Regions from separate parts of the Homo sapiens genome. Here region 2 is linked to region 1. The links are chromatin contacts, found by Hi-C or POLR2A ChIA-PET in ENCODE. All regions are on one chromosome and are shown on one strand. The core of a region is the stretch at or near the end of the contact, and the rest is flanking DNA. Distances in the headings are between cores, read along the strand shown.

Region 1 (4,631 bases), core at 989-3,488:
TAGGTTTTGCCTCTACTAGAGATTGTGAAATCCCTCAGAACAGCATTGCTTCCTCCAGTCCTCCTTGGTACCAGCAGTGCACTACAGAGTATAAATTAACTACATGGTATTAATTTCCTCCAAGATCAGCCTCTCCTACTAGGTATGTACCATCCACCCCTCACACAGTTCTAGGCCATAAAAGACTTTCAATTTTAGCGAAAAATTGAGCAAGTGAATCTTTTTTTTTTTTTTTTTTTGATATGTAGTCTCACTCTTATCGCCCAGGCCTGAACCTCTGAATCTTTTCTACCCCACTTGTATCAGCAAAGTACATTACAAGTGGACATTTGTATTTTTTTGTATTAATCTTGCCTACATTCCTTTCCTAGTAGCCATAGTCAACTGCCTCTTTCGAAGGAACAGGTTTATACAGTGGTTCGGGTCATTCTCAAATACAAATGTTGTCTACAAGATAACAGTATGTCTAATCAAACAAAATCTCACTTCCGCGATCAACAATGTGGCCATTACAAAATTTATGAACCTATAAAATTGTAACACCTGTTTTTTAAAATTTACACTAAGACATGAAAATGCTTTCCTATATAGCTAATGTTAAGAAAGGTGCCTCACGCCTATAATCCCAGCACTTTGGGAGGCCGAGGTGGGTGGATGACTTGAAGTCAGGAGTTCGAGACCAGTCTGGTCAACATGGTGAAACCCCATCTTTACTAAAAATACAAAAATTAGCCGGCTGTGGTGGCGGGCGCCTGTAGTCCCAGCTACTCGGGAAGCTGAAGCATGAGAATTGCTCAAACCTAGGAGGCCGAGGTTTCAGTGAGCCGAGATCGCGCCACTGCACTCCAACCTGGACTACAGAACGAGGTTGTGTCTCAAAAAGAAAAGAAAAAAGAAGGATCCCTGGAGAGATGGAGGTGGGAGCAAGAAAAAAGGAAAAAAAAAAAGACTGTGAAGAAACAGTTTAACATATTGCTTCCATTTCCATCTTTATCCCAAGAGAATTTAAACGGGAAAGAAAAAAAATGGAGGCAGAACCCATAATTCAAAATAACCATAAAAAAAAAAGCAAAAGATTTTAGATTTTGCAAACTGTGCCTTTTAACCTGCTATCCTTTCAAGTAATTTTTAAAGAAGGATTTTTTTAATCCACAGAATATTTTGCTTCATCCAGGAGCAGCTGGATCTCATACCATCCGGTATCCCCCGCCTCCATACACACGCCCCTACCACTATCAGCCCTTGAGCCAAACGATCCATCACGGTAAAAAAAAAAAAAAAAAAAAAAAATTAAACCAGGAGGTTCATCTTCCCAATTCTCTCTAAGAAACAGTCATAGTCTGTCCTCCTCCCACCCCCAGGAAAACTGCCTATTCTAACAGAACTAGGAGGGAGGGGGGAATCAGCTCATCATCCTTCTCCATAGGGAAAAAAATGGCATTAACTTCCAACAAGAAACTGCTGCTCTTCTACCGTATCCCCTTTAGAACATAAAATATTAAGAAAGGGTTTCTGAAGCATTCACAGGAACAGAAAACTGAAGCCTGAAGCACTTCACTCTGCAGCAAGATAACCCCTTAAAAATCATCCAGAATTTGGGGGATGGAGGTAACCCGTCAACACCCGCGACACCCCTACCCTAAGGTGGGGAGCAGGATTCCGTCAAACAGAAAATGCCACTCTCCGCCCCCTCCGCCATCCGGAACGCTGACCGGCGCGGAGTGCGGGGGCGGCCGAGGGCGGGAGCGGCGAGGAGGCGGGACGCGACACACGCACCACGCCGAGAACTGCTTCACCGCTTTTTTAAAGGTTTTTAAAATGCAGTTTCTCCAGCCGGAGAATTCCCACCCATTCACCAGCCCCAGCCCTCACCCAGCTCCCCACCCCCATCGGGGGCTCCGCTGGGCCGTGTCCCCGAGGCGGCCTCGGCCCCACGCCCCGAGGCGCGCGGCCCCCGGCGGGGGGGTCCCCGACGCGGCCCAGCTGGGGATGCTTCGCACCTGTATGTAGTTGTTCTCGCAGTAATCGGCCACCCGTTCCAGATTTGTGTAGCTGTCGAAGAGGGCCCGGCGGCCCCCCGGGATTTCCTCTTCCAGCAGCATCTGCAGCTCCGCCATCTTCACATCCTCCTCCTCCTCCTCCTCATACAGGTCGCAGAGGGAGCGGCGGCCGCAGCGCCAAGGAAACCCAGGACCGGGAGAGGAGGAGCGGCGGCGACGGCGGCGGTAACTCGGAAGGAGCGAGAAACAGCCCCAGCGCGCGACAGGGGAGGGGGCGACGGGGGCGGGGCGCGAGCCGACGGACTCCGAGGACGGTCACCGCGGCGACGGCCGGCCGGGCGCGCGCACGCGCGCTCCCTTCCCTCCGCCCCCGGGAGCCCGAAAAAGATTCCCACCCTCGCCCGCGCCGCCGGCCCCTCCCCCACTTCCGGCGTCTCCTAGCGACGGCGGGGGTAGGGGCCGGGATGCGCGCGGGAGTTGGTGGTGCAGTTAACCCTTCCGCCGCCCGCCCGCCGCTGGAGCGGCTGGAGAAGCCCCCACCTCCCGGCGGCCTTTGTTAGCCCGGCGGGAACACACCACCCTGCTCAGCTGGCTTCCTGCCGGCTCCCTCCGGGACTCATCTCGGCTCCGTCCCCATGGAGGTCATCGGCCTAGGGAACTTCTCGAGGCTTTTCTCCCTCTGCTGCTGACGGGAGGCCGAAGGAGGGCACAGCCTCCACTCTTGGGACCCTCCTCTGTGAAAGATCACACCTCAACAGGGCAGGAATAAAACTTCCACGCAGCTTTCAATGCCACCTGACTTCATTTTTCTCAGATTTGACCTCATCCTCTTTGTTGCAGTGAATTGCAGTTTCCTAACCCCAGCTTTCCTGCGCCCCTGCCTCTTTGCACTTCCCCACTAACGCTGTTCTCCCCTGCCAGATTAGCCCCTTTCTCTCCTGGTTTGCGGTGCCGTGGGCCTCAGCTTTTTATGTTTGCCATTTCTATGATTCGCTTCCTCACTCATAACCTTTTCTGTCATTTCTCTAATGCTATCAACTTCGCTGTCCTTTTTCCTATTCATGGATTCAGTATTTAAAATTTTGAAAACGATTTTGCTAGTAGTAATTGCCTTCTTCACAGGGCTGTTACATAGATAAAATCAACGTTTATTGTGAAAATACCTTGAAAAAACATTAAGTGCTACAAAAATTCAAGGCAGATAATTTTCCTCTTGCAGAGTTATAATTCTGTTTTTATTCTCCAGATACTGTGTCTTGTTTTCCTAAATCAGACTACCCCACACAATGTAATCTGGAAAAACTAAAACTCCTGACCATTGCTGAGATATGAAGCCATGACCTTTATTTGTGCTGTGGAAAATCAAAGTTGATTCCAGGCAGTACCATCTTAGACTTGTGTAGTTAGAACAAGATCCATTGTTTCAACACTTTTCTTAATCTGGTGATCTCTTGGCCCTCCTACAGTGAATTTTTTTCATTCAGATGATGAGGAAACTTATACTTTCAAAAAAAAATCACTTTAGGACGGGCGCGGTGGTTCACGCCTGTAATCCCAGCACTTTGGGAGGCCGAGGCGGGCGGATCACGAGGTCAGGAGATCGAGACCATCCTGGCTAACACAGTGAAAACCCGTCTCTACTAAAAATAAAAATAAAAAAATTAGCTGGGCATGGTGGCGGGCGCCTGTAGTCCCAGCTACTCGGGAAGCTGAGGCAGAAGAATGGCGTCATCCTGGGAGAAGAGCTTGCAGTGAGCGGAGATCGTGCCACTGCACTCCAGCCTGGGCGACAGAGCGAGACTCCGTCTCAAAAAAAAAAAAAATCACTTTAATACCATATCATTACAAATATCTGGAGCAAACCCTAATGTTATATTGGCTTCATGATACATACATTAGCAGAATGTATGAGTTTTCACTGTGGAACCTAAATTAAAGGATATTGAAAATGTTGGTCTAGTCCAACTAGTTTTATTCTTAAGCACTTTAACCATCTTCTGTAGTAGTGGTTCTCAAACTTCAGTGTGAGGAGCTTGTTAAAAATGAAAGCTGCAGGGTCACACACACTAAGATTCATTAGTTTGAGAGCATGAGTGATGGAAATGAGTAGTTATTTAAATGACACATCAACTTGCTTCAGTGAATACGACATATGAATAATCAAGTGAATAAAACAAATGTTAGATGAAGCAAACTTTTCTTTCAGACTAAACTTCAATAGATCAAAAAATAATGTTGAAGAAGCTCATCAGGTGAGTTAAATGGTAGACAGACTCTTCCCCTATCATTACTTATTCCCACCCAGCATTTTTTCAACTATGGCTTAGCAATTAGCCTAATAAACAAATTTCCCTCTGGGATGTTTCGTCATTCTAGAAATTACCTAGAAAAGATTCTAGTATTTTCTCTAATTAGTGACAATCTCTTTGGACCTAGTTTCCTTATCAAGAAATCAAAGGGTGAGGCCGGGCACGGTGGCTCTCGCCTGTAATTCCAGCACTTTGGGAGGCCGACACAGGTGGATCAGCTGAGGTCAGGAGTTCGAGACCAGCCTGGCCAACATGGTGAAACCCCGTCTCTACTAAAAATACAAAAATTAGCTGGGTGTGGAAGCGGGTGCCTGTAATCCCA
Region 2 (4,582 bases), core at 162-2,661, 84 kb before region 1:
GTGGCAGAGAGCCAAGATTGCACCACTGTACTCCAGCCTGGGTGACAGAGTGAGACTGTCTCCAAAAAAAAAAAAAAAAAAAGACAATGCAAGTACAAAGGTAAGAAAGCAAGAAACTTTCAAAGAACTGTCCAAATTCAGTAGCCAGCTTCAGGAAGCTGAAGAGGATGAGGCAGGAAGGGCCTTACAGCAGTTTGGACTCTATCCAAAGAGCCATGGTGAGCCACAGAAAGATTTTAAGGGGAATAACAGGGTCATAGCTGTACTTCTTACCCCAGTATAACTGGGTCACTATAACTGGTTCCAAATTATTCCAGACTTCTTCCAAACATCAAACTTAATGCAGAGTGAGTATTTGCTACCAAGGAATATCTTCAAAATAATATACCTGGAAAGCTTTGAAGATAATTCCAAAGAATTATCTTTGAAGATGTACCAAAAGAAATGTATGTATTTTTCCAAGGTGAATGTTTTAAAGAGTTTAAAGACTTAAACATTCAAATAATGTTTATTATTTGACTAATGTTTAAGTCCTGCCACGTCTGTAAAATTAGTCACAGCACACCTCATACACAATTTTTTTATACGTTGTGTAAATGAGAAACGTATATGATTGTAGGAAAAGATGAAAAAGACCAATCCAAAAGGCAATCAACTGTGATAGGGTGGTCAAATTAGGGAATGACTTTTTAAAATATAGGTAGTGCTGCTATAATAATGTTTTGCAGTCATCTACTTAAGACATTCCTAAGTCTTAAAGTGATAGTCATGCACTTTACTATTAAATTAAAACAATACTTCTTAGGTTTGGTTCATGAAACATTTTGCTGTTTCTACAAAGCTTGCAGCTTTCACTGGTGACTGGCGAAAACCAATGACATCCTGCTTTAAATCCTATTCAACTTTCAAGTCTCATTTTTTGCTAAGAAAATAACCACTTAGTTGCTATACAAACATTCGTGTTTCATTAATGGATTAGTCTTCAATGTCAGTTTCAAAATCTGGCCTTTACTCCAGAAGCTGCTCAGAACCACTTTTGTTCAAAATGAATGACAACATCTCACAGAACATGCAGTAGCAATTGATTGGCAGAATTCTCTAAGGTGTACACTCATCACAATAGTAAAAACAGAAAAAACTCCCAGGGTATTATTCAAGTGACTACCATCATTAATCATTGTGATTAAACCGGATTTGTGATGGAAAAAAATTATTTTACTGTAATGACATTTACTTAGACTTTCCACCTTGTATGGAGTATGTAGAATGGAACCAGCATTGGAAAGTCCTTCAATTCTCGTACTGTAATTAAATCCTTTTCTACTTGGTATTTATCCTGTTTGGATGCAGCAGACATTTTTTAAAACCTGGCAACAGTGACCCTGTATCCCACACTTGACCTCACAAGCCTGGCAGAGGATCACACTATGGATGTGCTTGGCACATGCTGAACTATTAATAGTTGAATGTTGCTGAGAGGCAGTTTTCTCCTCGAGCCAGTGTGGGTCACACCCAAGCTAAAGAAGAGTCGGCCCCAATAGCATAATTTAAAACATATGAAATCAACCTAATTATATGTGAAAATAGCTCTTAAACTCAACAAAACATCTTATGAAGTCACGGTGTGGTAAACATTACAGGTGTTCATGGAGTACCTTCCAATAAACAAAAGTAAGTAAAATAGACTATTTTCAGAAATTAGCAAATAGAGATGCAAAGGCAGCTGAAAGACACTGAGCCCTTAGGCCAGTAAGACTGAATTATTAGTTAAAATACAACCACATCTAGAAGAATGTGCTGATAAAAGGGGGGCATTTGGTCAGCTACAGAAGCAGAAAAAAGCAGGGACCAAAAGTGCCTGCTATGTGTCAGATGCTTTTCCAAGTGCTGGGGAAACAGCTAGCAAGCAAAACAGGCAAAACTCCTTGCTCTTATAGAGCTTACATTCTAGTACTGGCAGTGCCCATTTCCAAATAAGCAGGAGTCCTAAGCCACAGATTGCAAATATTTCTACCCCACCAGTGAAGTCATCCATCCTTGTTATGAGATATATACACTGGACTACTTTGGTCTGATGACATGAGATCTTTAATATCATTCTCCTAGTTCAGATTCATGCAAATCATGTAACCTTATTATTGTGATGTGGCCCTCGCAAAGACTGCCCATAAGAAGAGGATTTGTCCATCATACAGTCTATGTTCACTGGTCTCTGTGACAGCAATTCCTCACTGAATGTTGATACAGGCCTCCTGATTTGTCATCAGCCTCCTGAGCTCCCTTAATGCTTCCCTAGAAGACTCAAGGTATGAACAAAATTAGTTACCTGAACAGGCCAAGGGAAATTCATTGCCAACCTATGAGGCTTCTTGGGAGACAGACTGGCAGCCTGGTCCTCTGAGCCCTACCATAAAAGGCCCTTCTGATATCTGGAATCACAAAACTGGAGGAAGATTCTCAGACCACCTATAATACCCATAAAACTCCAGTGATAAGAAACTAGACTACCACTTATCTGAGCAACCCAGAGAAAAAGATGGGATATCTAGTGATTAAAGATACCTCCTCAGTAGGATGTGATCTTTCTTTTCTTATATGTGCCTTATTTTATATGTATTTGTCTTATGTCTTTACTATTAGTTATTTAAAAGTAGAAAATTTCTCTATTTTATCTCCACTAGCCAGACAGTGATTTGTTCATAATATTGAAATGTTGAAGTATCAGCAAATGAATGACTATCCAGTCAATCACATATAAATGACATTTTATGCCTACAATCTGATCTACAGCATAAAGAAGACATAAACTTACTATTTTCTTGGACTCTGGCCACAAATCCCATTAAAGGTAACTGAGGAGTTACCTGTAGGATGGAGGGAGGAGGAGGAGCAAGAGATACTGCAAAAACAAAAAAGGTGTGGAGGATAAGGGATAAGGGCGAGTTACATTAAAAGGAAAGGATAATACAATAAAATAAACACATAAAGGAGGGAAACTACTATTCACAAACATTTTATCAGTGATCTCAAGGATCCCCTGTTGAGGGACAACTCATTAACACAAACAAAGTACTGGGGGAATTTTTAGTAAGTTTTTGAAAATCACAACAGGAGGCATTTATCATACACAGATATGTTAAATATATATATAACATAATCGTATGTTTTATATATATAAAACATAATCCCATTTTTATATATAACAATCATGTTTTATATATATATTATATATAATTGATCTTTTTTCATATCATTAACATCATGCCTTCTCAAGGAAAGCATTTCTGCAGATTACCATGATGTTGTTTTCTGAATTTTACCTTGGAAGGTTACAAGTTTAAATGTTTGTCAATACAGAGAGAAAAAAATATTACATCCCAACACTCTAAATGGATACTTTTATTACTCTAATTGTAGGCAAGTAAACTGGTTCTTCATTCATTAATTAGACAAATACTTACTGACTTCATACTAAGTAAGTGGCAAACACCTGCTAGGAAAACAGTATCAAAACCGTCCTCTGAGAATCGGGTGCTATGTCATTACAATTTTTCATAATCCCAACTCATTGGTACACTTCCTCCCTGATGGTATAGAAAAGTGCAGGCCTTAATCAAATCATTCCACTCTCCTTCCCAAGGTGTATTTCCCTGCACCTCAATCACCTGGCACAGTGCCTAGAACTAATAAACTGTCAACAGATGTTTAACATATATAATTGCACTAATAAGCCAGGTATGTGTGGAAACTAAAGCGGCAAAAAAAAGAAAGAAAAAAGATTACTCTACAGTTACAGTTTCCTTTAGAATGGGTACAAAGTAGGATATGCATTTTCTTATAAAGAGAAAATGCCTCTGTTAGCTCCAAAATACAGTTAAGACTAATAAAACTAAAAAGATGAACATGTCTCTGCTCTCAAGGAGATCACATTCTATTGAAACAGAAGAATACATGATAATCTTAACCCAACAATATTTGTAGCAATTCCCTGGAAGTAGTGGTGGAGGTAAGGAGGGCTACAATGAAATGACCTCTCAGCAGGGACTTGAAGAAGGGAACCTGCCAAGCTGACAGGGGTTGAGAAAGATAATCAAGTTGAGAGAAGCAAGTGAGGGTAAAGGCTCAGAGGCATAAAACAGCATAACCAGTTCACAGGACCAGAAATGTTTCCATATGGCTAGGAAAAGATACCCAAAGAGAAAGTAAAAAACCCAGAAATATCAATGGGAGGATATGAAATAGGGAAGGATCTTATATGCCTGGTGGAAGAGTGCTTAGTGGAAAGAGGTTGGATTTTCAGGTCACTCAGCCTCAAATCTCTGATCCATCATTTCCTGGCTGTTTGGATAGCTAGTCAATTAACTTCTTCAGGCCTATTCCATAAATGTGATATGAAAACAAGGTAATGCAACCTACTTCCAATAGTGGCTGCAAAGATTAAAAAAAGACAATGGATGTGGAAAGCCTAACCCAGTGGCTGGCACGTAATAAATCAAAGCAGTTTCTAGAAAAGGAGAGAACTTTAAAAGTGTGGGAAGAGAGTAGTTGGCAATTAATGATTTAGCTAGCATATCAAGGACAG

Evidence for each region. A loop is a pair of places that touch in the nucleus more often than their neighbours do. ChIA-PET counts read pairs that join two places held with the same protein, here RNA polymerase II (POLR2A). Pooled maps may share reads with other maps.
Region 2: a loop to region 1 is called in a map of Right ventricle myocardium inferior, with 2.9 times the contacts of the local background. The contact joins the enhancer-like site here to the promoter of ABI2 in region 1. A Hi-C loop is called at or near these places in 6 of 168 maps with a recorded cell type or tissue (CD8-positive, alpha-beta T cell, PC-3, Right ventricle myocardium inferior and 3 more) and 13 of 50 pooled maps. POLR2A ChIA-PET finds 5 or more read pairs at or near these places in 7 of 52 experiments (AG04450, GM10248, H1 and 3 more).

The regions. Positions count from the first base shown.
Region 1 is chr2:203,326,001-203,330,631 of GRCh38, reverse strand. ABI2 (abl interactor 2) reads right to left here and starts at 2,238. Exons shown (of 12, transcript NM_001375670.1): 1 at 2,001-2,238. The coding sequence starts at 2,117. RefSeq lists silencers at 1,670-2,019, 2,296-2,483, 2,240-2,579 and an enhancer at 2,381-3,351.
Region 2 is chr2:203,409,602-203,414,183 of GRCh38, reverse strand. It overlaps ABI2 (abl interactor 2), which reads right to left. Exons shown (of 12, transcript NM_001375670.1): 10 at 2,813-2,899. Among named protein-coding and RNA genes, the nearest start is that of ABI2, 83 kb to the right of the region's middle. Within about 2 kb of position 1,411, at least 3 of the 41 ENCODE cell types and tissues checked have a DNase peak (open chromatin) inside an H3K27ac peak, as active enhancers do.